Linked DNA regions of Homo sapiens: region 2 is linked to region 1. Evidence: chromatin loops called from intact Hi-C (ENCODE). Cell type or tissue: Caco-2. All regions are shown on one strand. Links, peaks and the distances in the headings refer to the core of each region. The heading gives the core; the rest is flanking DNA. Region 1 holds the start of LINC00624 (long intergenic non-protein coding RNA 624). Region 2 overlaps BCL9 (BCL9 transcription coactivator).

Region 1 (15,684 bases), core at 2,539-10,538:
TCCAGCTGAGATTCCCCCCAGGTTCTCTCACTTTGAGGCTTCTTTCTGACCCAGGAGCTACTTAGGTAAGTTGTCTTCCATATCATCTCTGTCAGTTCCATGCTGAACTTGGCTCAATCAGCAGCTACTGACAAAACCACTCTTCCATACCTATACCTCTGCTCTGGCCCAATCCAATTTGGTTCTTTAAGCTGATTCTCCCCACTCACTTTACCCTCTAATCTGCCAGGACACTTAGTGACTGAGGATTAGACTTTTCACTGAGGATTAGTGTCTTGCCCTACCACCCCAATGGTCCCTCTTGCTTTCACTTGCTACAGAAACTTTACGAGAGAAGGACATCCTAACCTAAGGTTCTCCTGGCCATAGAGAAGCTAATTTGGAGAAGATTACGATGTTGATACATTTTTAAAGCAAACCCTCAATGAGTTGATTACTGAGTGAGGGAAGCTGATGTGGGTATGAGAAAAGGGAGACAAGGAGAAACAAGGAGTATCTGTGAGGGTATGAGAGTTGTTGGGGGAGGAGGAGCATGAATTCGATCCTCCCTGGTGATGCACTGTTTCCTCAGTGATAGCCCGTCTCTCCAACAGCAGGGTAACTTCTCTGGCTGGCTCCCAGAGAATGGGTGTCCCATTCTCAACCAGCATCACCTAAGACACACTTGGATACAGGGTTGCTTATCCAGAACCATCCCTGAGTTTAGAGGCCCAAATCGGGGATAATCTCAGTGATTTTTTTTTTTAATCATCACCAGGGATATTTGGGAAAGTCAATCACTGTATCAGCTAGTGGTTTCAACTTATAAAAACAACCACAATTGCAACAGCAAAAACCTCTGATTCACTCACATAAAGAGTGTGTAGACGGGCCTTCCTTTCTACTTCAACACCTGCTCCTCAGACTCACCCCCTTTGTGACTTCTTGAAAAATGCCTTGGGTGTTCATTAACCTGATGTAACCAATATAAATATGTTAGAGGAAAGCACTCAATGTTATCTGTCCTGGACCATCCTTGCCAGAGAAGGACAAGCTCTTAATACCATAGGAGATTGTTTATCTGAAAAATCTAACCACTGGAAGCATCCAAGGACTGTTTATACGCTAAATTTATTTTCTTTTTTTTAGGCAATATGTTCACATGTGGAATTAACATTATCTAAATTCCAGAGAAAGTGCTGATTGGACATTCAAGGTGAACAGTCCTCCTTTACAGTCCCTGAGCTCAGGCACCTTCCCTTCCCTCAGGCCCTTAATGTCTCTCTCCCCTATAGGCTCTTCTTCCCTTCTGGCTTCTGTTGCAGCACCTCTTTCTACCACACACCCCCATCCTCAGCCCAACACAGCATTGCTTACAAAACACTCAAGGTGCTAAACTTACCTGCACCTTTGTGTGTTTTTACTGCGTAATTTAAGGAAGTGACAGAACTGTCATAATGTGTGAGTTTAAGTCTCTGAGTTTTAAATTCAACACAAAAGTAAAACAAGGGGCTCATGAAGATGAGAAAGGTAGCAGACATATTTCATAATTTTTCAAGATATTACTCCTGGAGCCTTATGTTTTTTTCCTCCCGAAATCCTTGCATAACAACTAGACAGAATGATGAGCAGTGGCACCTTGGAAGGCAGCCAGTCTCACAGTATTAGAGAGATAATACAATTTTAGAACTGGAGGGGACCTCAGACCTGATTTAGTCCAACATTCTCATGTTAAGATTAGGACAGTGGGGCCCAGGGAAGTGTTGTGATTTGCTCAAGGTCGCATAGGGGATTTGGTGGAGCAAAAGCCCTCTGGGCATGCAAGGCCATACTATCCAGATTCAGGCAGGGCTTGACTGGCAGCAACGGGGCCTGTGCAGAGAGCCAGAAAGAGGCAGTGATAAAGAAAGTGAGGCTGCAGGGTGCCTGGGGAAAAGAAGCCGGGAAGGATCACAGAGGAAGATGCCTTTGAAGCACAATTTCAAACTAAGTGGTCAAGCTTGCAACATTTGGAGCATGAGGGTTACCAGATGGGCCTGGGATGGGCAGCAATCAGGCACTGGGGGATTCAATGGGAGTCAAGGCAACCAGAAGAAGCTGAGTCAAAGAGACTGATGTGCAAACCACATATGGCTCTCCATATAGTAGCTACAGCTGCAAACCCAAGGTCAGTGTTTAGATTTACAGGTGTGTGGATAAGACTTTTGGTCAGGGCCGGGTGCAGTGGCTCATGCCTGTAATCCCAGCACTTTGGGAGGCTGAGGCAGGTGGATCACGAGGTCAGGAGATCAAAACCATCCTGGCTAACACAGTGAAACCCCGTCTCTACTAATAATACAAAAAATTAGCCTGGCGTGGTGTCGGGTGTCTGTAGTCCCAGCTAGTCGGGAGGCTGAGGCAGGAGAATGGTGTGAACCCGGGAGGCGGAGCTTGCAGTGAGCCGAGATCATACCACTGCACCCCAGCCTGGGTGACAGAGCGAGACTCCATCTCAAAAAAAAAAAATGACTTTTGGTCAGCATCAGTCACCTCAGCCAGGTCCCTGAATCACAGCCAAGCCTAGATGAGTGGTATTATTGACCATGATAATGGGAGGATGAATGGTGGCTATGACTGCCTGCTGCAATCAACCTTTAGGATGGCCAGAAATTCTGATTTGGCCAGCCCTTGGCCCAGACAGCAATGTCCCCAAGACACAGTGATCACTGTGAACAGAAGCAGCTTCCATGACAAAGGCCACATACACAGCCCTGTGATCGAGGAGACCACTTTGTCATGGGTCAGAGCTCAGGTTAAGATAGACCTTTGGGGGTGTGGGGAATGGAGACAGTGAGGAGAGCACAGAGCTGCAGAGTGGAGAGAACTGAATTGACTATTTTCAAATCTTATGGATTCAGAAGCTGTCGATGGAGCAGTAGCAAAACATTCGTGCCACTGATACTAAAATGGCAAATCTCTCAACAACTTTATTGCCAGTATATTCAGAAGGTTTTGTCAGAAATCTTGAGTAAGTGACTTAACTTTGCTGTGTGTCAGGCTAAATCAATGCAATGCAAAAACATCTGGATGAAAATGAAGCATCTCTGTCAGTTGTCTGGGTGTTTTGTCTACCTGACATCAAACAGCTGGATTCTTGTAAACATTTCGATGATGCACTAAATTTTTCATTTTTCACTCAGATCACAAAATCATAGACTCTCCAGCTTGACAGGAACTTAAAGGTCATCTAATCCCTGATATTTGGCATAGCCTCAAATGACCTATTTTGTATTATCACGCAAATCAAACACTAAGATAGGGGTATGTGTTCTGTCTAATTACACACATTGTATCTTATTTAAAAACATGTTTAACATTTGGTTCTCCTTGGCTGTTTAATTGAATTGTAAATGAATCATTTACAGGGGAAACTAGATTATTATATGTATAAAAATACAATGAAATCCTGTAATTAGGCCAGACCTGATCTACAAAAAAAGAAAAAAAACTGCAGGTGTGTAAATGCTTGTGAACTTTGGTGCTATGTTCAACACAAAGCCAAGAGGCTATGTGAGTTACCGTCACTCATAGAACTACCTGCTTAGTTTCACAAGGAGAGCAGTTTGCAAAGAAGTTTGCTTTAGCTCTTTTTCACTTCTTACTTATTCCTGCCATTTAACAAGCTTACACCAGGTGTCTGTTTCTAGACTGAGACAAGCAAAGTAAGGGCAAAGGACTGTGAAATTCATTAACTCCAGAGATCTGTTTCAGCATCTGAATCTTTCTCATCCAGATGGCCAAGGCTTCATCCCACCCCAACCCCCTTTCATATTCAGAGAGTTCCTTTAAAAACATTCACCCAATCACAGCTTCATAGAGAAGACAGCTAAGGAAGCTTTCTTACCCATAGATTGAGCTCCTGGTCTAAAGTATGTGTTTAATTTCCCTGAAAGTCTGCACAGAGTTTTTCATTTTTTACAAATTGTTCTTTGAGCTATTGTCTCATTTATACTAGTAGGCAGCATAGAAATGGGGACAGCCAAATTAAGATATAGGAGCAAATAGGGAGTATTTTCCAAAACTAGATAATGTGTGCATGCTGAGTGAAAAAAAAAATGGTAATCTGGGGAGAAAAAGTTAGAAGGTCCAGAAAAAGGAAGAAAGGGTGAAATGAGGTGATGAGTCAATGAGGCAGGGAGATCTATGAAGACTGTTCTGGATGGCAGGAGATGTAGAAAAGAAGGTTCTTACATTTGCAGTGATGAAAGCTTATAATGGGCAAGGGGGAGGCATAGTAAATCAGTCAGCCAGCCAGCAGCATGTGCTGGGTGCCCACAGTGTACAGAGCATTCTTGATACTAATAACTGCAGGGCGTTATCGAGGTTGTAAAAGACCTTCCAAGATGAGCTTGAAAACTAGTGGAGGAGAACATCACAGAAAAACCACACCTCACTAAACTTCAGAGGAAACCAGAATCATATTGAATAATGAAGATGGCTATTACCTAAGCAGGCATCAATACAGCCACATGCACAAAAAATAATTCAAGCAATCTAGCTAGTATAGATTTAATATATATGTATGTCAGAGTTAACATTTATGGAGTGCTTACTATGCAGCAGACATTGTATTAAGCACTTTATACACATTACATCTTTTATATGGGAGATGTGGACAAGCCTAGAAAATCTAAACATGTAATGGGTCTGTTCATTTTGGTATGAAATGAAATAGATGAAAGGATATGGGTAAAGATGTAAACACGGACTCCAGCATTTAAGGATTTGACATAACTAGCTATGACTATTCATGGGCAACCCTTAAAGTAAAGGGGTTAAGTTGTAATTTTCTCAGATTTGGATTGACTTATGGTGGGCAATGACTCTCCTTCAGCTTTGGGTAGAGAATTGTTCACTACCACTGTCTACATCTCTGTACACCTTGATTGTTCTATGTGTTTCATTGAGTTTGTCTTTTTTTTTTTTTTTTTGAGACGGAGTTTCACTCTTGTCGCCCAGGCTGGAGTGCAGTGGCGTTATCTCGGCTAACTGCAAGCTCCACCTCCCAGGTTCAAGTGATTCTCCTGCCACAGCCTCCCCAGTAGCTGGGATTACAGGTGCCCGCCACCATGCCTGGCTAATTTTTTATATGTTTAGTAGAGACGGGGTTTCGCCATGTTGGGTAGGCTAATCTCAAACTCCTGACCTCAGGTGATCCGCCCGCCTCGGCCTCCCAAAGTGCTGGGATTACAGGCATCAGCCACCACACCCGGCCAAGTTTGTCATCATTCTTTTGAAGTTATGCTTTTCTGAATTATAGGGGGACAGTATAAACTATTGTTTAACCAAGAGTTTAAAGATTTGCAAATGTCTTCAGAAGTATAAATATTCACAAAGGGAAAGTGTCTCCTGACTTTAGAGAAATGTAGAAGTACCCCACTGGGTATGAGTAAGTTCTCCAGAGTCTCTCTTTAACCTAGCTCTAGGGTAGGATAGAGGTGGAGCCAGAAGGGTCTGTGTCTGCAGTTTTGACAGTGTTACCCTTCTTCAGCCTCCTGCACAGTGAGTGACCTCCAAGGATTATTCAGGGTTTGGGAACAGAGAATTGTAAAATATTTTAGATGGGCCAACCTTTTCTCAAAATCCTCTTCAAAGGAAAATTAGCCTCTTCCTCACCATTGCCTTCTGTGCTGAGGAAGAGGACCTGCTGCTCCTTGAAGGAGGGTGGCCATTTCGATACCACAAGAGCCTACTCTGCCCTTTGACTGGATGCCTGGCCAACTCCTGACATTAAGGCAGCAAGCAATCCCAGTACTGCACAAAGTTCTGCAGCAACAGAAGTGATGATTAAATAGGGCAATGGGTTCTCTTGGGAATACGAACTGGGAAATTCCAAAAATCAATCAGTATCATGAGAAACATCAGGAAGAACACAGAAGAGCAGCCCAGGCATGCTCGTGGTGAACAGCACAGAGATGAAGGGCCACCTCAGTGTTAGATCCTTCCAGTGTCCATATGACATTTCACTCACCAGGATGCCACTGGTGCCAGATGCTCCTGTGATGTGCCTCTCTCTCTCATCGCCACAGGTATGCTGCAGTAAGCCCCCACTGACTAAGGTAGCCTGAGGGAGTGTCAGCTCCTGGAAAACAAAAAATCACCATACTGTCAGAGCTGGTCACTTAGTCAGTGCTACTCAAAGTGTGGTCCAAGGACCAGTGGAATCCACCACTGTTCCAGTGTGCAGAAACAAAGCATAGAAACAAAATATGCATTTGGAAATCTTTAAATAGGAATTTGACCTTGCCCCAGCATCCAATTTTATGTCTGTTAAATCTAATAATAAAAAGTTGAGCTTGCATTTCATAAGTCTATGGGAGTTTTTTCATTTCATTTTTCTAATAATTTATTTTTATTGTGTTTTACAAAAGCATCAGTCAGTATGTGAAGGACTGAAAACTGTCAAATATTTAAAAACTGGTGCTTCACAACAGACAGTTTGAGGAGCACTGATCTAGTCCCGTTTACAAACTGTGAATCCTTGACCCATTCGTGGGTAGTAACCCATTAAGGAGTCACGAAATTAATTTGTGTGGATACCAGCATTAACAAAGAATAGAATAAAAAGTATCAGGGTACATTGCATGAATACAGGATTAAGTTCTTTTTTGTGAAATTTTTATTTTAAAAAGCATATGCAAATACATATGCACATACACACTTGTATATTTTTGCATGTATATAAAACAGAAAAAGGAACCTGGGATGCCCATGTTTTATTGTAAAAGATACTTCTGCTTTTCTAACAGTTGTAAGGAAAATGTCTGCACATATTTGGAAAACTATGTGTTGTCCATCACACACCCTTCTGCTATCTTTTATCTGATTTGGATTCTATGGGAGCTATTTCACAACTTTGTAAACTGTAGCTAGCTGATAGCATTGCAAAATAATTATTCTCTGTAAACATTCAAGTTTTGTCCCTTCTGGTAGAGGTTCAATTGATTCCCGCTCCCTCTGTGGAAGAAGTCAGTTTTGCCCTTTTTTTGTGCATTCAATATTCTTGATCTATACATGTTCTTTGTATTCTCTTTTGATCCAGTTATAATATCTGCCTAGTTCTCTCATAGATTGAGTTAAATAAAATCTCTAACACATGTTCATGTTCAATCTGTATGAGTCATGATTCTATGTTTCGTTTTTTTTTAAATTACCTTTTAACGTAGGTCACAGTAGAGCTTTCATGCATCAGGTGGCAGTGTTTGTTCAAACTTAGGTCAACTGTAATGAAATGGGATACCTCAACAGGAAGGCAAACCTGGATCCCTAGCAAGGCAGAGGGACTTCCTGGTTTAACTTTGTGCTGTTGCCTAGAGGAATCAAAAGGAAGGGGAGAATTTTATTGTGAAAGACCACATGCCAGCAATGATTTTAACTGCTGCTCTGTAAGATCCCTCCCACGCCTTGTTCTCATGATGTTTGAAATACACATCTCTTTTACTACAGTTCAGAAAAATCTGAAGATACAAATGAATATGGACTAGGCAAATTAGAAGTACGAGGTCTCAGACATAGCAAGAAAGAACACCAGCCTGAGAACAAAAAATTTAGGTTCTAGGCCCAACTTGATCCCTAATGAGCTGTATGATTTGATTTTAAGCATGTGACTTAGCTTCTCTGGGCCTCTTATTCTTTATCTGTACATTAATTTACTTAAGTTGGTAGTTTTCAATTCTTTTTCAGGCATAACAACTTTTTTTTTCAAAACAAAGCTTGTACACAGTTTTAATGTGCAAAACAAGACAACAACTCTGGTTTAGTAGGGTGTCTGCTTGGTTTCAACTCCTCCACTATGGTGGCCTCTAATTATAGGGGCCCCTCAGAACTGTGAGGATTCCAAGATAGCACGGTCTGAGAAGCATGGAATCCAAGAGCACTAACATTCTTCCTAATGCTGCGATGTTCCAGTCAATTACTTTGTCTCTGGTTTAAGAGCATTCAAAATCTTTTCCAAGTTGTTCCACCCTTTCCTTCCTTGCCCCATCCCCACCCTGTTGAGTATTTCCAATTTTAGCTCTGACCTTTAGAGTCCTTGTTCTATCTTCATTCAGTTCCTTCAACTGCTGGGATCCACCCCACAGGTTTGGTCCAAAACAACCTATGGGGTGTATTCCACTGTATTCTAATTATCTGTTTAATTATCTGCTTCCCCAACCAGACTGAGTTTCCTGAGAGTGGGTGTCTTGTCTTCTCACCTTTGTCTCCCAGGTCCAGTGCGGTGCCTCGCCCTCTTCTCTATTCTCAGTACACACTGTCTGAGTTCTTCTCTCTACCTTACCTATGTATGTTCTACCCAGATCTCTCTCCTCAACTTCAGCCTCTCTTGTACAACTACTTTCCAGACAATTCCACTTTGGGTATCTCATAGGCTCTTCAAAAGCAGCACATCCAGTTCTACAGCTTCCATTCAGAATATTTACCTCCTCCTAAAGTCCTATCTCAAGAAAATATGCTGCAACCTACCTGCTGCTGCCCAAGCCAGAAACCCTTGACACCTCACTTTCTTTCATTTCCACTTCCACATCCAACCCTTTAATTCCACCTCCTACCATTTTTTAATCCATCTACACTTTTTTTAGAGATGGAGTCTTGCTATGTTGCCCAAGCTAGACTTAAGTGATCCCCATCTCAGCCTCCTGAAAAGCTGGAGCTACAGGTGTGTGCCACAGCACCAGCGATCTGTCTTTCCATTTCCACTACTGTTGCCCAAGTTAAGATCACATGGATAATAACAGATCATTTTGATGGTGCTTCCAGGGTGCCAACTGTTGCAAAAATAATAAAACCCTTTTCATACATTAGATCCTTGAATGTGCGTATCTGCTCTGGTTATTACTGTAGCCCCATTTTACCATTAAGGAAATTGAAATTTAAAGAGAATAAATAACTTACCCAAGCTGGTAAGGGTTGGAGCTGAGAATTTAGTCCGTCTCTCCAATGCCAATACTCTAGCCCTTACCTATAATACAACAACTGAAATATTAACTGGTGTTGTATCCCTACTATCAGCTTTGCCTTCCAAGTCTTTTTTTTCCCGTTCTACAGCCCAGAGATTTTTTAAAAATAGAAATCTTACTGTGTGCGGAATTCATTCCTTCTGGTGGGTTCTTGGTCTCGCTGTCTTCAAGAATGAAGCCACGGAGACTCCCGGTGAGTGTTACAGTTCTTAAAGATGGTGTGTCCGGAGTTTGTTCCTTCAGCTGTTCAGATGGGTCCAGAGTTTCTTCCTTCTGGTGGGTTCGTGGTCTCACTCACTCCAGGAATGAAGCCGCAGACCCCGGCGGTGAATGTTACAGCTCTTAAAGATGGCGCATCACAGTTGTTTGTTCCTCCCGGTGGGTTCGTGGTCTCCCTGACTTAAAGAACGAAGGCACAGAACCTCGCGGTGAGTGTTACAGCTCACAGAGACAGTGCGGACCCAAAGAGTGAGCAGCAGCAAGACTTATTACGAGAGTGAAAGAACAAAGCTCCCACAGCAGGACACCAGAGGGCAGCGGGTTGCAGCAGCTGGCTGGGTGCTCCGCGTGGCCAGCTTTTATACCCTTATTTGCCCCGCCCACATCCTGCTGATTGGTCCATTTTACAGAGAGCTGATTGGTCCATTTTACAGAGTGATGATTGGTCCATTTTACAGAGAGCTGATTGGTCCATTTTACAGAGTGCTGATTGGTCCATTTTTACAGAGTGCTGATTGGTGTGTTTACAATCTTCTAGCTAGACAGAAAATTTCTCCAAGTCCCCCACTCGACACAGGAAGTCCAGCTGGCTTCACCTCTCCTTATCATGTGTCCTCCACTTAAAATTCTTCATTATTTTTCCTTTGCCCAGGGATACAATAGAAATGTGTTAATATCTCACTATGCCCTTCATAATCTGTATCTGGTGTCTTTTCTTGCTACTGTCACCCTTGGCTTCAGTCATACTGAACCGTTTATGATTTGGGGGGCATATATTGCAGTATCTTCCATTCGTCCTCCATATCTTCTTTTTCCTCTGCTTGAGAAATTCTTTATTTCCCCCACCTCTTTACCCAGCCAGCTCCTAGTTATACTTCAGTTCTCAGCTCAGAAATGTTCAACTCTAAAGAAACACTCTGTGACCATTCCTGTTCCCAGAGCACCATGAATCTTCTGAAGCTACCATTGTGACTCTACATTATAAATGCTTGTGTATTTGTCTGTATCCTCCCCCAGTACAAGTTCCCAGAGGGAGACTACTTCTGATTTATTCAGCATTGCCCATTGTCTTAACTTGGGTTCCTTAGAAGAAGACCCTGAGGTGAGAATTCTTCTTACTCAAGTGATTTATTGAGGATGAAATTCATATGAGTGAGGGAAACTGGATAGGGCTGGGGAGATCAGTCAAGCTGTGGGTCTAGCCTCAGCCTGATTCCAGGGGGCACTTTGGAGCTTGAATAACATCACAGAGTCAGCCCACTTGAGACAAGGGGACTGTGCTTTTACCCCCATCCCCAACAACTGGGCATTGGCTGCAAGCTGCTCCTAGAGTGTGTGTGTGTGGGATGAAGGCAGCATAATCTCCCAGGCATAGCTGGGGGGAGTGCTTCCCTGCTGCAGGGCTCCAGAGAAGGGTGCAGCTGTGACTCCTTAGTAACTGGGGGATGCGTGCTCCACCAGACAACAGGGGTCTACTACATACCCCAGCTGCTAGAACATGTCCTACCACATCATACTCAATACATGCCAAAGAAAGAAATGAGAGAATTTTTTCATTCATCTATTTCTCATTTATTCCCAGCTGAATGATTTTTCTAGTGGATTACATTCTCTAATATTCCCAATCTTGATTTTTTTTAAAGCCTCTCAATTTTCTTCCACCTTTCCTGAACACTAACCACTTTATAAGATTTCCAAACTTGGGTAACTCTAGTTTCTCACCTCATGTGCTTCGTTTAGTTCTAGTTTCTCACCTCATGTGCTTCATTAAGTTCTAGACAAACATGAGCACGGCCATTAATATTTCTACAACTTAATTAGTTGTTTAAGGTCTGACTGGTTACCGGTCAAAATGTACACATCTTCTCAAATTGAGTGGGACTTATGGGGAGAAGGTTTCTGTCAATTAGGAGAAAATTTGATTTTTTTTCTTTTTTTTTTGATGGAGTCTTGCTCTGTCGCCCAGACTGGAGTGCAGTGGCGCGATCTCGGCTCACTGCAAGCTCTGCCTCCCAGGTTCATGCCATTCTCCTGCCACAGCCTCCCGAGTAGCTGGGACTACAGGCGACCGCCACCACGCCCAGCTAACTTTTTTTGTATTTTTTGTAGAGATGGGGTTTCACCATGTTAGCCAGGATGGTCTCAATCTCCTGACCTTGTGATCTGCCTGCCTCAGCCTCCCAAAGTGCTGGGATTACAGGCGTGAGCCACCACGCCCGGCCGTATTTTTTTTTTTAGTTTTTTTTTTTTGAGACGGAGTTTCGCTCTTGTTGCCCAGGCTGGAGTGCAATGGGTCATCTCAGCTCACTGCAACCTCAGCCTCCCGGGTTCAAACAATTCTCCTGCCTCAGCCTCCCCAGTAGCTGGGATTACAGGCATGCACCACCATGCCCGGCTAACTTTGTATTTTTAGGAGAGACAGGGTTTCTTCTTGTTGGTCAGGCTGGTCTCGAACTCCCAACCTCAGGTGATCCTCTCACCTTGGCCTCCCAAAGTGCTGGGATTACAGGCATGAGCCACCACGCCCAGCCTGGAAAATTTGATTTTTAAACCGTTTGTCTAGAACAATTTGCTCCAAAATATCTACATATATCCTACCTGGGGGGTCTACCCAGAGAGATCTGTGAATTCTCTGTAATCCATGAATGCATATTCCAGGCTGTGTGCCCTTACCTATGGCAGTCAGCTGCCACCTGCTCAGATGGATGGACACCAGCAGCCTCCTCCCTGATTGGGAAGTTAGACCACATGGAGGGAAGACGACTTCTTCCCACAAGAAGGTTCCCTTCTGCTCGAGTGGACTGGAGCCCTGAGCTTATTCCTCAAGGAAATTTTCTCTCTGGAAGAAATCCAATCCTATCAGACTCAGACAAAAGGTAAAAGCCTTAAAGGTAGAGATCGGGTCCTGTTCTTTACATAAAAACTAACAATATCTCACACTCAACTGTTTAGAAGTGCTTTCACATATTGTATCTCATCTGATCCTCAATAAAATCCCACCCATGAGAAAACTGAGACACCTAGCAGTCAAGTGACTCACCTAAGATCACGTAGCCAACAAATGGTAGAGCCGTGATTCAAACCCAGGATCTCCGATGCCAAATATGAAGGTCTTTTCAGAGTACCCTGCTGTGTAACACAAGGCCTGGCTTACCATATGCCCTCATTAGCTTTTCGTTGAGTTGAATTACCTACGGCTTCTATTATTCATGTCCAGTGCACCCCTTCTTTAGAATAGATAACAAAAAGTAGATGATGGGCTAGTCTGTGTCAGCTAAAGCATTGTGCCAATGAGGTCCAGGTCATTGGTTCAAATCCCAAAAGACCAGTTACCTTTGTCTCAAAATGGCAGTAAGCTTAGTTCCGCTGATACAGGCCACTGCCCTAATCACTCATTTTGCCTATGAGTCAACATCAGAGAATGGCAAAAGGATTTGGATAGAGCAGGGCAAGTTCATTACTAATTCTAGAGGGACATTGGGAAGAAAATCTTATTGCTTTTATTTTTGCCCAGGAGAAGGGATAGTGCATCATTGGACTTAGCCACATAAGGCTCTGGGTTGATACATGTGGAGTTGAATTCAGTGACTTGAGTGGATCTGACCCAGGAAGGCATCATGAGGAGGGGGTGTGCCAGGCTGAAGTGAGAAAAAGGGCTGGGAAGAAATGACCAGCTGGAAAGGCCAGTCCAGCACCACCAATGTCTTCAAACAGAAGGCTGCAGAGATAACTTGAAGACCTTGAGGAGCAGGAAAGTGTCATGGTTCTGGAGGTTAAATTTAAAATCCAGAGCCCCAAATAAAACCTTCACTCAGGTTCTCTTCTTCCATTCCTATAACTTAGCTTATGGTGCTGACAAGGAAGCAAATGCTTAAAAAGTGCAGAGCTCTTATTATCTATAATTGTTATACCATTCAATGCAATGAACACTGACAGGCCTGTTTTGCATCCACTGCTGTACAAGCTCCTGGGGTTGGGGTTCATGAAATCTCTGACCATAAGTTATTATCCAAGGAGTGAAATGATCGTAGTATATTATACAGATCAAGCAAAAATAAGTTCTATGTAGTGACTGCTCTGAGAGTTTAAAGGGAAAAGTTGGCTATGGTCAGATTCCTTTAGAAGAACTTCTCAGGAGGGGACTGAGTTAGTCTTTGACGAATTGGCAGGATCTGAATCTGAAGGTGGAGGGAGGTGGAAAGAGGATTCATCCCCTGAATCCAGTGCCCCACATACCTCCTTTGGGCCCACCTTATTGTTTCAGCCATTGCTGTAGCAACCAGCTGTGAGCAAGTGAAACCTGGCCGCGCCGTGTCTTTGGATGCAGAGAGCAGTGTTCACCTTCTGTTCCCGGTTTCTTTGCCACATCTGCCTGCAAGAACCTGCTTGGCCATTCTGATACACATGCAAACCTGAGAGTATGGGGAAGTTATCACCCAAAGGACAATACTGGATCAATGGGAGCAGACGCTGGTAGATTAATACTTCCCTCTTCCACCCTGCAGGCTGCCAAGTCTGAGATGCATTCTACAGGGGCTTCATAGCCTTCTAAGTAGGATTGAGCTCTGGTTGCCCACAGTGACGATCCGATAAAGTAACCATGGATTGGCTTCTCCTTCTTCCTTCTTTCAGCCTTCACAGACCCCAAATGTCCCAATCCTACTTCTTAGCGTAACTCCCCCAATTCAACCACCTGTACAAGCCCTTTTTTGGGAGGGAACATGGAATGAAGTTAAAAATGGGCTTGTTGCTTTTTCCCTATATCCCTGAAAAGTAGCTGTTCCAGAGATAGGAGAAAGCCGAGCAATATGGCACAGGGAGAATGTGCAGATTCTCTTTACTACACCTCCGAAGCCCACAACTGGCTCCCGCATTTGATCAATCCTATGGGGACTTCTCTTAGAGCCACCAGGGGTCTTTAGAGAGCTCCCTGAAGCCTGAGTGATGGGAAGCCTCACACCCATGTGGTAGGGAACATTTCACTGAGAGTGACATAGCCAAGCCCTCCTCTCCTTCCCCAGTTCCTTCAGACATCTGTGAAAGTTTGAAAAGGGTTCTTGCATTCCCAGGCCCAGGACTGCAGGGAGGGAGGAAGCTGACCCTCAGCCTCCCTGAAACATCCTTTGTGGGACTCCCATCCCTACCACCTCTTTAAGTTCTCAGACCTCAGCACTGGGCTGGGATCTTCCCAGAACCACCAGCCCACCCAGCCCCAGAGTGTATTCACCAGAAGCCCTGCTCAGAAGTTGGCCTGATCTTAGTAATAGTCCTGACTCTTTCCGAACATAGATCATGCTGAGTTTTATGCCTCACAAGTGAAGTGTGATAACAAGAACTTGGAGAGGATCTAAAGCAACCAAAGGGCAGGGCATGGTGGCCCATGCCTGTAATCCCAGCACTCTGAGAGGCTGAAGTGGGAGGGTCACTTGAAGCAGGAGGATTGCTTGAGGCCAGAAATTCATGGTTACAGTGAACTACAAGTTGCATTACAGCCTGAGTGACAGAGCAAGATCCTGTCTCAAAAAAAAAAAAAAAAAAAAGTAAAATAAGATAAGCAACCAAAGGGATATGAGTTTGAAAAACAGCTCTAGGCTGCACCCTTAGAGAAGCAGGGCAACTTACCTTCTCGAAAAGGCAGGAAGTACAAGGGTGCCCACTCAGTCCAGAGGAGGACATGATATGAGAGACTGGGGCAGGACAGAACTTTCCTCTTACGAGGATTGTAGAAGGCCTTGAATTTTGTGGGGAGGTAAGAGGAGAAAGATAATTGGAGAGCGTGAAGAAAGGATTGTTAAATAGTTTTTTTCTGGCAACATTTTTAAAAGTTCAGGTAGTTTAAAGATGGCTGAGGCAATGCAATGCTTGGAGAGAGCGGTGGGGGTGGGCTTTTTCTTCGCAGCAATCTCTCTGGCCCTGAGTGCCCCCGTCAGATTCTACCCTTGTACACTTGAAGGCACATGAAAGTGATAAGGAGAAGAAGGGAGAGGGGACAGCAGAGAAGGAAAGGTGAGAGAATGACATTGGTCATTGCTGTGGCGCGCTTCAGGTCACCACAGCCTGCCCACCTGCAGGAATCCTTACAAAGTCTTCCCGGACCTGTAATATGGGACTCTCTTCAGGGAAGCAGTACGGCCTAGGATTAAGACCATTAGCCTGAGAGTCAGACCCAAGGGTCCCAGAGCTGTTTATAGGCTAAACAACCCTTGCTCCACAAATACTTAACTTCCAGGGCCAGTGTTTCCTTATCTAGAATAGGAGCTCCGTGAAGTCTGCCTTATTCTCTACAAGAGCCCTAGAGCCTCGTATTGCACCTGGCAATACATATTTGCTGAATGAATAAATAAATCTATAAAATTAGAATAACCTTATTACCACTCCAAAGGAAGTAAAATCATGATAAGGAACATGGATGCTGGAGCCAGACTCCCTGGATTTGAATCTGGGCTCAGTGGCTTCCATCGCTGCCACTTTGGCAGGTTAGTGAATCTTT
Region 2 (15,684 bases), core at 4,780-12,779, 64 kb after region 1:
AAAGGTGGAAGAAATAGCTAAGGAAAAGGAGAAAGATGGTGTCACAGAAGCCATGTCAGGAAGAGAACTTCAGGAAGCATTGAGGAGTCAATAGTCCAAATCCACAAAGAGGTTGGGCAAGATGTAGGCAGGAAGGTGCCTTCTAGATTTGACAATTTGAAGCCATTTGTGACCTTGGCGAAAGCAGTTTCTATGAAGCAGGGCAGGTGGAAGCTTTGCAGTATCATCTTTGGGGCAAAAATTTTATTTTCAAATTCTTGTCTATTTACACTCTCTGCCTTTTGCTTCTGTTCCTCATCCTATCCCTTTGCCCCCCATTCCCACTCTTCCTAACACAAAATTGTTGACTGATTTTCTTTTTTTTCTTTTTTTTTTTTGTAGATGGAGTTTTGCTCTTGTTGCATAGGCTGGTGTGCAATGGCAAGATCTCAGCTCACTGCAAACTCTGCCTCCCGGGTTCAAGCGATTCTCCTGCCTCAACCTCCCGAGTAGCTGGGATTACAGGCATGCGCCACCACGCCTGGCTAATTTTGTATTTTCAGTAGAGATGGGGTTTCTCCATGTTGGTCAGGCTGGTCTCGAACTCCTGACCTCAGGTGATCTGCCTGCCTCAGCCTCCCAAAGTGCTGGGATTACAGGTGTGAGCCACTGTGCCCAGCCCATTGACTGATTTTCTTTTTTTCTTTTCCTTTTATTTTTTTTGAGATGGAGTTTTGCTCTTGTTGCTATCGGGGTATTTGCATGCATCTCCCATCCACCAGGCTGTACACCCTGGGACCCACCAGGTGCCCCTGAGAACATAGTAGGTCACACACGTTCCAAGGCATGTCTCATCATAGAGACAATTCGTGGTCAGGAGGTAATAGCTCATTGTTACAGCATTTGCAGTGTGTGATCGGTTGTGGCATTTGTTCTCAGAACTTTTCATTTTTGATTCTGACTGCTCTGAGGTGGGTAGGATTGTTTTTATTATCCCCATTTTACCTAGAAAAAAAATGAGACAATCTGGTCTCAGATCTGAGTCTTCTGATTCCAAATCCTTCCTTCCTTCTTGAGCCTTCTGGCCAACCATCACTGATACTCCCATTCTGCAGAGAAAGACCAACCTGACACCACCCTTGGGTGGTGTATTTTAGACATAGGCAAGAGTGGTTTCAGGTTTTCTAATCTCCAAAAAAGTAGCTGCAGCTAGAGACCCTCCTCTTCATCAAAGCAAAGCTCCTGGGTTGGGAGGAGCTCAATGAACTGGGAATTTGGGGGAGAGTTTACCACTAGCCCCTCCCCAGGTTATGTTGAAGTCCCTTAGTTCTTCCTCAAATGGTGAAAAAGCACCCTTTTCCCTGTATCCCACTCCCATTTTCCTACAGAGGGACCTCAGGGTGATGGAAATCAGAGAGAGGAAATGGCCTCACAACAAGGTGTGGTGGTAGGCAGCCCTCCAGACACACTTGGTAAGAAAAGCTGGACCTGCTGAGGGTTGCCTCCTGCAGAGATAACACAGGAAGAGGAGAGAATATGTGCCTTCCCAGACCTCTGCATACCTGAAGCAGCATCTAAGTTTCCTTGGTTTTGCCCCAAACTCCTGTACCAGAACCCAGGACTCTATTCATTTTCTCTATGCATTTGATCCACATACGTTTATTGAGCACCTACTATAAGCCAGGCCCTGTTTGGGTATAAGAGATAAAACATCATGCCTGTAATCCCAGCACTTTGGGAGGCTGAGGCGGGCGGATCATGGGATCATGAGGTCAGGAGATCGAGACCATCCTGGCTAACACGGTGAAACCCCGTCTGTACTAAAAATACAAAAAAAAATTAGCTGGACGTGGTGGCGGGAGCCTGTAGTCCCAGCTACTCGAGAGGCTGAGGCAGGAGAATGGCGTGAACCCAGGAGGCGGAGTTTGCAGTGAGCCAAGATTGCGCCACTGCACTCCAGCCTGGGCAAGTAGAGCGAGACTCCGTCTCAAAAAAACAAAAACAAAAACAAAAACAAAACAAAAACAAACGTAAAAGAGATAAAACACCGTAAAACACAATTCTGTCCTGGAGTTTACATTCTTGTGGGGTATAAGACTAAAGTCCAGGCATGGAGCAGGCTTTCTCAGAAAAGGTTCCTAAGAGACAAGTGACCAATGTGTTTCCATTTCAGCCTCTCCTAGCATTGATAGACATCACTTCCAGGACAGGCTAGAGCTCTGCTGGATGGGAAAGCTTTTGACCTGAGCTGACCATAGGTGACCAGCCAGTATGCATTCTAATCACCTTAACACCTCTTTAGAAGGAAAGGTTCATAGGTAGAAGTTTTTGTTTGTTTGCTTTTGAGACAGAGTCTTGCTCTGTCACCCAGGCTGGAGTGCAGTGGCACGATATTGGCTTATTGCCACCTCTGCCTCCTGGATTCAAGCGATTCTCCTGCCTCAGCCTCCTGAGTAGCTGGGACTACAGGTGCGTATCACCAAGCCTGGCTAATTTTTGTATTTTTAGTAGAGACGGAGTTTCGCCATGTTGGCCAGGCTGGTCTCGAACTCCTGGCCTCAAGTGACCCACCCACCTCGGCCTCCCAGACTGCTGGGATTATAGGCGTGAGCCGCTACACATGGCCACAGGTAGAAGAATTCAATCCTCAGTGGTAACATTTAATGAGAAGCTGGGGCTTTGTTCATTCATTTTTGTTTCTCCGGATGGAACAATCCAGCAAATAACATCTATGTGTGTTTCTGTATGTGTGTACTCACATGTGTTTGTGTACCCACATATTTGTGGAACATCTTATTAGCCTTGTCAGGGTGTTTTGTATTGGGGTGAGCATCTTATTCTCCATAGGATGGAGGACTTATTAGACACACAATAAAGACTTAATAATTGATGAATATTGTTAAAAACAAGGTTGAGGCCGGGAGCGGTGGCTCACTCCTATAATCCCAGCACTTTGGGAGGACCATGTGGGTGGATCATCTGAGGTCAGGAGTTCAAGACCAGCCCGACTAACATGGTGAAACCCCATCTCCACTAAAAATACAAAAAAATTACCCTGGCGTGGTGGCACATGCCTGTAATCCCAGCTACTCGGGAGGCTGAGGCAGGAGAATCACTTGAACCCAGGAGGCGGAGGTTGCAGTGAGCTGAGATCATGCCACTGCACTGCAGACTGGGCAACAGGAGTGAAACTCTGTCTCAAAAAAAAAGAATAAGGTTGAAAGGCTCACCCTTGAAGATGTTTTCTCTAGTTCCTTCAGTTACAAAAGGGAGTGGAAGCAACTCGGTGGGACAGTGATTGAGAGGATAGGCTCCGGAGTGAGACCGGGGTTCAATTTCTGACCCTGTCATTTAATAGAAGTGAGGGTTTGTTTTGTTTTGTTTTAAATTATTTATTTATTTAGGTCTCAATTTCCTTATCTCTAAAATGGGGAGCATTGCTGTAAAGGTTAGGTCAGAAAATTCATGTACTACATTTAACACAATGCCTGGTTCACTATATGCAGTGAATATTGTTATTTTCCAGGAAGGAGAAGTGACTTCTTTAAGTCACACAGCTGGTTAGTTAGAGATAACCTGAACTTAACTAGGTTTCCTAACTCTCAGTCATGTGTTTTTTTCCCACTGTCACTGCATTATGCCACAAAAGAGTAGCAAGACAGATAAAATGTGGAGCTTAGTTCAGAGGTGGATATTATGGTGCCTTGAAGGGAAAAAAAAAATCCTAGTGAGGGCTCATTGAGGGCTACTATGTGCCAAGTACTATCCTGCATTATATATATGTTACCTCTTTAATCCTCACAGAATCACTATATGACATTGTTATTATCCCTACTCTAGAGACAGAAAACTGAGGCTTAGGCAGACTAGTTTACATAAACCTAGGCTTGTCTGACCCTCAAACCCATCACTCTATCCTGTGATGACTGTGGTAAGAATATTGAGGTCTTATAAATATAACTGCAAGGCAAAAGGCACTCTGGACAAGGCTGTGTGGGGGTCAGCTTTTGCCACTGTGTCCACTCTCAGTGGCAGCCCCTTCCTGACACCGCAGTTGTCATTTGTGGAAGAACGTAGTGCAATGTGAGTGGACAATGTTTTTACAGTATTTGTTTCACCGTATAGGAGAATCTGTGTAGACAAATGAAGAACCTACTGCCATTTAGGACCAGAATTCCAGAGGAACCAACCATCTGTGCACCTCCATGTCAGGGGAAGGTGTTTTATTTCCAGTGTGAAATGCCAAATAGTCCAGGAATGATAAAATCACCCTAGTTTTTCTTATGAACTCCTAGAAGTCATCTTTGTTGGTATAAATGAGATCATTTAGCCTAATTAGTTCCAAGCTTAATTAGCAGTAATTATCCCAACATGGGAGTAATATCCGAGCAGGAAGTGCCGAGTCCTCGATTAGATAGATCTCTAATTGGTGTTACAATATTGTAATTAAAGCGTGTTTGTACGCCTCTGCCACAGCACGCGATTTGTTTCATGTCTGATTAAACAGAGAGACCCAGCAGCCTTTGAAGGGGCCAAAATTTTAGATCTGACTCACATAACATGTTAACCCTGTGACAAAAAAGATATGGGGACCTACCTCAGTGGCCAAGGTGAGTGTACAGCTCTGAGCCAAAGGCATTTTTCCAGAGAGGATGAGCCCTTGGTCTACTCCACACTTTGACTCCCATGTAGCAAGTATAGGAAAACAGAAGTATATGGTTGAGGGGCCACTTTGTAACTTTTAAACCTTTGAGGGCTGACTCATATATAACCAGAGAAGACTGTACAAAAAAGACGAATAATAATAGCTACTGTTTATTGAGCATTTACTATGTGCTGGATGCTGTGCTAAATGCTTTCAATATCAAATTCATTAAAACTTCAAAAAGCCCTCTGAGGCAGCTATTACAGTCCCTGTTTTACAAATAAGGACCTGAAGATGAGGGAGTTGCTTCACCCAACTAAGTCTGTGTTACCCTTCAGGTCTTGCCTTGAGCATCACTCCTCTAGAAAGCTACTTCTGATCCCTAGACCATGTTGGTTTCCTGACACAGCTCCTTGTAATTTTCCTTCATACACTTTAATATAATTTCATTGTCTGCCTTTCCCACCAAACCATAAGCTCATTTTTGCCTTGTTCACTGCTTTTGCCCAGTGCCCAACACCAAGCTAAGTGCCAGCAATGTAGCAGGTGTTCGAGGAGTAAGAGCCAAATGAATTGTCAGAAGTTACCCAACTGACAGGTTGGATGATTTGAACCCAACTCTGTGTGATTCTGTAGTCCTGTGTTTTCCATTACATCATGCTTCCTTTTTTTTAATGTTAAAAACTCCAAAGTTTCTAGGTAGCAAAACTATAATAAACATGTATTTTGAGGAAGGATAGGGGAATAGAGATTTTCTTTCCTCTCATTTCAAAGTGCTGTTTAAAAATTTTGCAATACATGCCTTAACCATTCACTATATTTATCTACTTAATGCTTCAGCCTGATGTTATAATTTAGATTTTTGTGTGCATATTCAAATAATTGGTCATTGAATTTAATAAGCCCAAGAGAATTAGAGTAAACTAATGTGATGTATAAATGCAGGTAGAACTTATATGCATTTATACATCACTGGATTCTGCAATCTTTAAAAATGTACCTAACACTTTCAGAATCTGTATTTCAGTGATTCCCAGCTGTGGTTTTGGCACACCCTAAGAATCTCCAGTTATTTTGAATGATGACATAAAATTCTCAGTTTTTTTTTCAAATTAACTTTTTTGGATATTTAAAAGAAAACATGCCACATGATGCATTGCGGGGGAATAAGAAACAGGCTAGATCAGAATGGAGCCAATGCCTTTGACCCTTGGGAAATCATTGCTATTTAATCTTGGTCACTGCTGAAATATATTCAGGGATTAAGAACCTTAACAAGAATTTTTGTTTATTCTTTAAAAAAGTTTTAACATAATTATTAAAAATTAGTAGATGATACTTGCACAAAGTATAAAATTCACAAAAATGTCTAAGTGAAAAGGCCCCTTCCACCTTTCTCTCATCTCCCGGCCACTCTAGAGATAATCAGTTTTGCATATCTTTCTGGAATATTCTATGCATACGCAAATATATCATTTTAAAGGTATTATTTCTTGGTAAAACACCGGAGTGCACACTGACTCATAAAGGTCAATTCGTTCACTTTTCAGTTTAAGCAAAGATAAAAAGTTATAATGAGAAATTCACTACATAGAAACCAAAGGCACAAAGCTTTGAAGTCTATTTTCTTGTAAAACTATTACTAAACATTGTGGTGATATACTGTAATGAAATATGGTACTAATGAAGGAGAAATGCTGCTTGACTTATGACAATAATGGTATCCAGTGTGGGTCCTGAATCTTCCTGAGTTTTCTGTTCTGATTAACTCCTAGATGATGTTTCTGTGTGGCGATTTATCTCAATACCAGCAATAAAGAAGCCAAGCTGATAGGTTCCAGTCACTGTAGGGAACTTATGTGAGGAAACTTACTGCTGGTCTCTTGTCACTTTCTCACCCGCCTCCTCTGGTGACCTTAAGTTGCCTACAGTGTGCAAAATAATGTAAAGACGATACCTTTTATATCAACAGACATTTCTCTTTTGACTGTAATAGGTTTGCAGAATCTATCCGTTATCGTCAAAAGAGAAATGCCTGTTGATATAAAAGGTACCATCATTACGTTATTTTGTGTGGACAGGGCTTGATGAATCTTTGGATGATGATTTTAGTGCAAGAAAATTCACAAAGCTTCCTGCAGTTAGTACGCTATATTTTTTTTTATTGTTTCTGGCTTTTGAATAATCAGAAGTGATCGAACCAAGAAATTAAAATAATTGAATTGCATTTGGACAAGCCTACAGATAAACTGGGTTTAAGTAGTTGCAGCATGAGTATCTTACGATACCCAAGGAGTACACTAGCCAAGGTCCTCGTCAGCTTTTGATAGTTTATATTTAGAATTTATTGAGCCCTGCACATGCTCGGCTCTGGAGAAAACTTGGTGGCCTGTGAACTGATAGTCTTCAGTTATTTATCATCTCATTTTGCTTATCAAAGACTTGCCTACAGTCCCTGTGGCTTTTCTTTTCACCAAGGGCTTGCCTTGGATGGAGACAGACTCTCATGCTCTTCTCTTATGACTATGGAAGGCACTCATGTCTGAGTAGAGTGTGATTTTCTTCTGGAATGTGTCTTTGGCAAACAAAAGGACGAATGCCGTGGAATGTTCTGGAGGTATCATCTAAGACCACAGTAACCTTTAGTCTCTATTTTAAGTACTCTGTTCCATTGTGTTCACTTGTATTTTGTGTCTCAATTTTTGGCTTAGAAAATATAACCACTAGAGCTGGAACAAAGTGTCTCTAGAGTTGGGCCCAACTCTTTTTGCTTTCCTTAGTGGAAAGATAATTTTGTGTTTTGTTTTTCTGGACCTGGATCATTCCATTGTAATGATATGTTGGATCAATTGATTCCTAAGGCCCCTTCTGTCTTTGCCATTCTCCGAGTCTACCATCCAAGCTTTGGAGCAGTGCTTCTAAAGTTTTTCTACCAATGTGTGTGTGTGTGTGTGTGTGTGTGTGTGTGTGTGTATAAATGTCTTCATGATATCAAGCTCTGAATGAATGTGGCTATAATTGATATGACAAATGAAGACATTATGTCTGTAAAGACAAATTCCAATTAGTTTTGATATATGAGTTAATTGATTATTTCCCCTTTTATTCAGCTTAAATGTAGAAAACCTTCCCCTCTGAAACCTTAATACGATTTGAGTTTTCCCTCTCAAGGAATAGCTCTTCATGGGCCAGCTTCTATTTGCCATCACGGCATTTCCAAAAGTCTGCCTTTCTCCTGCTGGCGAATGACTGTGTGACTGACTTCAATTATTCCCCTTTCCCCATTAATTTAGTCAGTACTGCTTTCTTTTACAGCAGGAACCATGTGATACTCATCTTATTGGACTTCCTCCTCCCATGTCAAGTGTTTGCATATACAGGTTGAGCATCCCTAATCCAAAAATCCAAGATCCAAAAGTTTTTGAGCCCCAACATGAGGGAAAATTCCACACCTGACTTTCATGTGACAGGTCACAGTCAGAAAGCAGTTTATTCAGCATCCTCAAGGGAAAAATAAAATTACCTTGATGCTATGTGTATAAGGTGTATATGAAACATAAATGAATTTTGTATTTGGACTTGGATTTCACCTCCAAGATATCTCATCAGGTATATGCAAATATTTCAAAATGTGAAAAAAAATCTGAAACATTTCTGATCATAAGCATTTTGGAGAAGGGATACTCAATCTTCTACTAGGCATTCAGAAAATGGTTGTTGAATTAAACTGAATTTCTGACAATTTCCTACCCCTGGAATCCTTCAGACCTTCCTCCAAAGAAACTTTCTGGACTAACTCTATTCAAACTTTGCATTCCCTTAATTTGCATTTCATAACACTTCTGTGCACATGGTTTGTGTCATATTAACTTGTGTGGTTATTTGTTCTTGTTATTCCTTTTGAATTTTATGTGAAGTATAAGGGAAAGGTACCCAGACTTGGAGTCAGGAAATTTGGTTTTCTTTCTTTTTTTTTCTTTTTTTTGAGATAAAGTCTCACTCTGTTGCCCAGGCTGGAGTGCAATGGCACGATCTCGGCTCACTGCAACCTCTGCCTCCTGGGTTCAAGCGATTCTCCTGTCTCAGTCTCCCAAGCAGCTGGGATTACAGGCGCCTGCCACCACACCCAGTTAATTTTTGTACTTTTAGTAGAGACGGGGTTTTGCCATGTTGGCCAGGCTGGTCTCGAACTCCTGACCTCAAGTGATCCACCTGCCTTGGCCTCCCAGAGTGCTGGGATTAGAGTCGTGAGCCACCGCGCCCAGCTGAAACTTGGTTTTCATCTTTCCTAATATGCTAGTTGAGTGACCAAGGACAGTCCATTCAACTTCCATGGATTTCAAATTTTTTTATCCAAAAGATGGAAGGAGAGGTGAGGCAGAATGGATCAAATGATTCCTAGGATTCTTTCTAACCTTAGCATTTTGATTTTTGGCATATTCATTCCCTGACAAAATCACAAACTTCTCAAATGCAGAGAATTGCCTTTCTCTACTATATGGAATATATACACTGCTTGACACAGATGGTGCTTAATAAATGCTTCCTTAGAAAATGACTGCTGTTCTACCCCTGCTAGCAAGAAGTTAAACCTGAGGGTGCCCCTCTTATAGCCCATGTCCTAAAGGGGCTCTCAGACCCATGCTGGGAAATGCTATCCTGGACTTAGACATCAGAAACTGAGACTAGCACACTGTATTAGTCATGAATAGGGGCACACCTAACAGCTTTGCCTTTTTAAGTAAATGTGTTTATGGTTTGTGCTGCTTTCCTCAGTAAGATCATTTCCTTGCACGTAATGAGAGCTGTGTGTGATATGGTTGAAATCCTGTCCCTCGGCTGAGATGGAGAACTCACGTGATGCTGAGTGGGGCCCATTATCCCAACGGCACTCACAGGAATGCTAAGTCTGGCAAATATTAACTCGAACCACAGCAGCAGTTAGGAGGCAGCAAGCAGTCTACCCACCTTCCTGACTATCACTTTGGGTTTTTCTGATTTTTCTTTCCTTGGCTTGAGCATTGTGTTTATTCCCCCTTTCATTCATTCTTCCTCTTCTCTTAGAAAGCAAAAACAAGACATATTTCCTCCATTCATCTCTGACTGGAAACTCTGATGTTCTCATTCATTTCAGACAGAAGGCTTTCCCTCTTTTGCCTAAGCGATGTACAACATGTTTATTCATCCTCCCTGCCTCCATGCCATAGGTCTGGGCATTGGAAGAACTCTGGAGTCTTCCAAAGGTCTTGGGGAACAGACTCTCATTGCAGGCAGCTATGGATAGAATAGATGGATTGTGAAAGCCTCTCAAAACCAATCCTGTGTGCTAGAGAAGCTTTCCTTGGATGAAGAGAAGCATATGATATTTTCCCATGTGGCAGGGAAAGGAGTGACAGATGAGATGGAAGACACCTAACACACATCTGAATGTACGTAAAGAAAAGATTTATAACTAAAAGGGAGGAGTTGTGGTTTAGATTAAAACCACAAAGGAAGTGAAGGACGTTACCACTTTCCTCTTTGTGGGTAGAAGATTCTCCTTGGGCTCATCTAATGGGCTCTGTGAGACTGAGTCTTCCTATAGGAATATGTTTATCCCTCCTACCCTTCTAGAAAAGCATCGTGCACAGTGGTTTGTGGTCTTAAAGAGTTTAGACTTAATTTTGAAAGCATAAACATGCCATAAAGCACCTCCATTTCTAAATCCATTGTCCCAAACATGCTTCTCTTATTGTAAATAGAAAAGCGAAGAATTAAAGCTCTCTGGGAAATGAAGGAAAGGAAAAGCCCCTTTCCCAAGTTACCTAAGCAATTTCCCTACCTCACCTTAATTTTCCTTTGTTTTCCTGGTGGAGACCTTGTGCCTGTTTTGACTTAGCAAAGGAAATTATTAGTAGCTCCATTCCTCTAATAGCCACCATAATTGAGGACCTACTATGTGCTGGGTATTTTTCTTGTATTATCTCTGAACTTCCAAAACTTCTGAGAGATAGATTTTATTACTACCATTTTTAAAAGTGAAAAAAACTGGGGCTCAGAAAAAACCATTGCCCAACTATGACCTGAAGCCTTGCATCCAGGTGTGTTTGATGATAACACTGGTGCTCCTCCCTGCCTCTTCTTCAAATCTGGTTTTAGAAGTATTTTGGCCATCGGTGTCACAAACTTGGAAGTGGGTTTGAAACCTGGTTCTGCCTCTAATTACCAATGTGACCCTGGGCAAATTATTTGACCTCTCTAAAGTCTTATCTGGTATGTCTTGTCTGGTATGACAATTGCTTAGATAACACTGGGAAAAGGCTTCCTTATTGGCTTCTTCTTAGAATTAAATGAAGCAACAGATGTAAAGACATGGCATATCAACTAGCAAACAGTAAACTCCCAAAATGACAGCTATACGCTAATTGTGTGTAGGTCAGTTTCTAGACCAAACTGTGAAATAGCTGAACTCCGCTTAAGGGAACCCTCTGTTTTCTTAAATTCCTCATCCTCATTCCTGTCACTCTCAGCTTCTAGAAAAATGCATCAAGGTGTAAGTGGCTATGAACACTTGGAAGAGAGAAGTCATACTTCTTCGATAATAAAACAAAAGAAGCAAGTGCTAGCTGTAGAATTTCATCCTTCTAAAGTGTGAACCGAAGGTTGTTTTTTGGTCTTTTGTTTGGGGGAAGGTGGGTTGCTGTAGGGTAGGAAAAAGGAAACCCTGTGAGTCCCCAAGCCACACTGTGCACAGGACCTACGTCAGCTCTTTAATCTCATGCTTCTTTTTCTGGATACATTCAGTGTAGGGCCAGTTGTAGATTCCAGGTCTCAGCTGCTTTTGATCAGAACTTTTTTTTCTTCCTGTGGTGATCTTGCATGAATTTTAGACGCTGGCGACTTTCTATTGCCTGAGTCTGTTTTTCATTGCAGATATTTGTCAGGTTTTTACATCTAGGTTGCATTTTGAAAGCTTTTCTGCTTTTCTTCTCTGACTATTCTCTGTGAACTTCTGATTCTGGATTTTTTTCCAATTTATTTTAAACATAATATTTATACATTTTCCTGATTACAAAATTAATAACTATTCATTGTAGAGAACTAAAACAAAAGAAGAAAAGATTTTAATCACCCATAAACCCAGCATCCAGAGCACTTTTCACATTTTATTGCATTTTCTTCCATCCTTTCTCTACACATATGTTTCTGTCTATATAAATTGTATGTATGTATATGCTTTGCAAAATTGGGATAAGACCATGTATGCATTTTGTATCTTACTGTTTCATATAACTTTATATCATGAGCATTTCTTGCATGTGATAAAACGTTTCTGTGAAAGATTTATGTCTGCATAATATTTCATCATATGAATGTACCAAGGTTTATTTAACCATTCCTATTCTGCTCTATGTTTAGATGTTTCTTTGTATAAATTTCTGTCCAAGTTTCTCCATTTCCTTTTGCTTTGTAACTTATTCCTAGACAGGGAATTATTAAGGCAATTAGGGCAAAGAGTATGAACATTTAATTTTTTATTTAAAAATGTATTTATACTTGGTTATTTTAATACAGACACCCTGTGTATGGCCTTTTAAAAGCCTCTTGCTATTAGTGCCAAATTGATTTCCAGAAATGTTCTTCTAGTACAGGGTGGCAAACTAGGACCCGAGGGCCGAATCTGTCCTGTGGCTTGTTTTTGTACAGCCTATGAGCTAAGAATGGTTTTTACATGTTTAAATGCTTAGGGAAAAAATCAACAGAATAATAATACTGCATCACATGTGAAAATTATATGAAATTCACATTTCAGTGTCCATAAATAAAGTATTTCTGAAGCAAAACTATGCTCATTCATTTACATATTGTCTATGACTGCTTTCACCGTACAATGGCAGAGCTGAGTAGTTGCAATAGAGACTGTATGACCTGCAAATCCAAAAATATTTACAATCTGCCCTTTACAGAAATTGTTTACTGATCCCTGCTTTAGTATGTAATCCTACAAGCTGCATATGAGAGTGTTCATTTGACCACACACATACTAACACTGAACACTGGAATTTTTTAATTCTTTGTTAATTTGAGCAAGTCAACAAATATTTACCAAGTGTTTGCCACGTAACAGGCCCTCATGAAAAATACAATTAACTTAGCATTTCTTTGATTACTAGTTAGGATGAGTTTTTCCATAAGTTCATGTAAATTTTTTTGTATTCACATTCTGTGTATATGAAATATTACATTTCAACTCAGGCATTTACATTTTTCATACCCCTTTGTATGAGCTCTTTATATACTAAGAATATTAATGTCTTTTCAGTCATTTGTTGAAATCATAGTTGTTGGAAATATTTTGCTTTTATTAGACTGTTTGCCTTTTATTTATTTATTTATTTATGTATTTTTACTTTTTTTGAGATGGACTCTTGCTCTGTTCCCCAGGCTGGAGTGTATGGGTGCAATCTCGGCTTATTGCAACCTCCACCTCCCAGGTTCAAGTAATCCTCCCGCCTCAGCCTCCCAAGTAGCTGGGATTATAAGCATGCAACACCATGCCCAGCTAATTTTTGTATTTTTAGTAGAGACGGGGTTTCACCATGTTGGCCAGGCTGGTCTCGAACTCCTGGCCTCAGGTGATCTGTCTACCTTGGCCTCCCAAAGTGCTGGAATTACAGGCGTGAGCCACTATGCCCAGCCTAGATCGTTTGCCTTTTAATTTTATGATTTTTTTTTACATACAGAATTTTACATTTGTATGTAATCAAGTCTATTCAATTTTTAAAAATTTTTGGCCAGGCAAGGTGGCTCACACCTGTAATCCCAGCAGTTTGGGAGTCCGAGGTGGGCAGATCACCTGAGGTCAGGGGTGCGAGACCAGCCTGGTCAACATGGCAAAACCCCGTCTCTACTAAAAGTACAAAAATTAGCTGGGCATGGTGGCTGGCACTTGTAATCCCAGCTACTTAGGAGGCTGAAGCAGGAGAATTGCTTGAACCAGGGTGGTGGAGGTTGCAGTGAGCCAAGATTGCGCCACTGCCCTCCCTCCAGCCTGAATGACAAGAGCGAGACTCTGTCTCAAAAAAAAGAAAAATTTATTTTAAGAATATCTTTCCCTGTCCCCAAGTTCAGATAAATATTCACCTTTATTTTCTTTCATTTCTTTAATGGATTCATTTTTTTTTTTGAGATGGAGTTTCACTCTTGTTGCCCAGGCTGGAGTGCAATGGTGTGATCTCAGCTCACTGCAACCTCTGCTTCCCGGGTTCAAGTGATTCTCCTGCCTCAGCCTCCCAAGTAGCTGGGATTACAGGCGCACGCCACCACACCCAGCTAATTTTGTATTTTTAGTAGAGACGAGGTTTTGCCATGTTGGTCACACAGGTCTCCAACTCCTGACCTTAGGTGATCCGCCCTCCTGGACTTCCCAAAGTGCTGGGATTACAGGTGTGAGCCACCGCACCCAGCCGGATTCATTTTTATATTTGCCTCTTTCATCCCTCTGTAACTTTTTTTTCTTCAACTCTGGCCTACAGAACCTCTGGAATTATTTGTTTTATAGTATGAGATGAGGATCTTAAATTTTCTTCCAGACAGTAGAATTATTATTCCAATGTTATTTGTTGACTAATCTTTTTTTTAATCCACTTATCTGTGATGTCACCTTCATCAATTCCCAGTTATGTTCAATGGTGTATGTGTCTCTTGTTTTTGTTGCTGATTCCTTGTGGATGTCCACCTTATTGTTCCTGATTAGGCCTACACAGAATACAGACCCTGGCTGGATTTTCAGACTTATGTCTTGTGTGCGCCTCCCAGGTACTACTCCTTTGCAACTGTAAATTTCAGTAGCATCTTTCCTTCTTTTGGTCAATTTGTCAGGAATGCAGTAGAAGTTTAGCTCCTAAAGTACACAAATGGTAAGGAACCTTCCTACTAAACAAGAGATGAGGGCCAGGGCCGGCCCTTGCACATAGGTGAACCATGAACCGTGGTTCTCATTCATAACCACTCCAGGTGACAAAGGCTCTATTTGTAACCTCGGAGGTTGGAGGTTTTCTGGCCAAATAGCATCAACCGGCATAAAAAGAGCAAATCTCTGGAAGGGGCTCCCAGAAGAGCTGTTACATGATGCACAGCCCCTAACCTTCTGTTAATGGCTCACCCCAACCCAACCTTGGTTCATAGTGGAGTTATTTCATTTACCAGGTGTGAAAATTGGATTTTACCACAGAGGAGGGGAGTTATTACCTATCAGGTCTGCTCTTTAGGGGAGCGGAGATTGTGGTGGGATTTATTAAAAGAGATTTGCTATGCATGGAACATATAATTAGAGATGTGTTCCTTTAAAACTGGATTTATAATCTTTGTCATTTTAGAAATGCAGTTTTTTGCCTTCTGTTTTTCTGACAGCCTTCTTTTCCATGTAGGTTGCACACAACCTACCTAGGATCTGAATATTTTATATGGCACCATTCTGCCAAGAGACGGACCTCAGGGGTGTGACATGTGACAAAGAGTACAGCTTGGGGGGATTGTGGGGATTGCCTGTAGTATGGATGCTGATATTAGTCACACAAGATGCTAACGATGGGGAGGGGATGATAAAGTAATTTTCATGTTAATTAATTGCTATGTAGTCCAGGCCTCGGTTTCATGGAGGTATTAGGGTCATTCTGAGACCCTCTGATGAGAGTACTCTTGAAAATCGAGTTCAGATTTAATTACCTGTTGTTAGAGGCTATATAAGACAACCTCAAAGTTAGTACCGGTTAACTACACCTGCTTTTAAAAAAGACACCTTGTTTATTATTATGGTGAACTGGGGGTGGCTGAATTTATTATTGTTTAGCATTTCTAGCACACTTTGTTCTTGCTGAGTGCTTTAAGCGTTTTTATGTATTTATATTGGTTGCTCTTCGCAGCACTCCCAAGGGATGAGTGGGTGATAAGTTTTATTATCACCTGCTTTTCCAAGGAGGAAACAGAAGCTCCTAAGAGGAGAAGGGACTTGCCTGGGTTTATAGCTCAGAGCTCCTGCCACTTTGTTAGGGGATCCTCAACAAAATGGTGATAAATTC

The links. Peaks named below come from ENCODE experiments on the same cell type or tissue, not always from the same donor. Only the 100,000 strongest peaks of a DNase experiment are listed, where the experiment ranks them.
Region 2: a loop joins it to region 1, with 6 times the contacts of the local background. A loop is called at or near these places in 2 of 110 quality-filtered maps.

What each region holds. Positions count from the first base shown.
Region 1 is chr1:147,508,349-147,524,032 of GRCh38, forward strand. It overlaps LINC00624 (long intergenic non-protein coding RNA 624), which reads right to left and starts at 9,527. Exons shown (of 4, transcript NR_038423.2): 1 at 9,095-9,527; 2 at 7,173-7,328; 3 at 5,990-6,100. RefSeq lists an enhancer at 1,713-2,371 and a silencer at 7,724-7,924. In Caco-2, for the core only: a CTCF peak has its summit at 7,204; a DNase peak (open chromatin) is centred at 7,273.
Region 2 is chr1:147,570,275-147,585,958 of GRCh38, forward strand. All of the region lies in intron 1 of BCL9 (BCL9 transcription coactivator), which reads left to right. Among named protein-coding and RNA genes, the nearest start is that of BCL9, 37 kb to the left of the region's middle. In Caco-2, for the core only: no CTCF peak of the experiment used is centred there; a DNase peak (open chromatin) is centred at 9,497.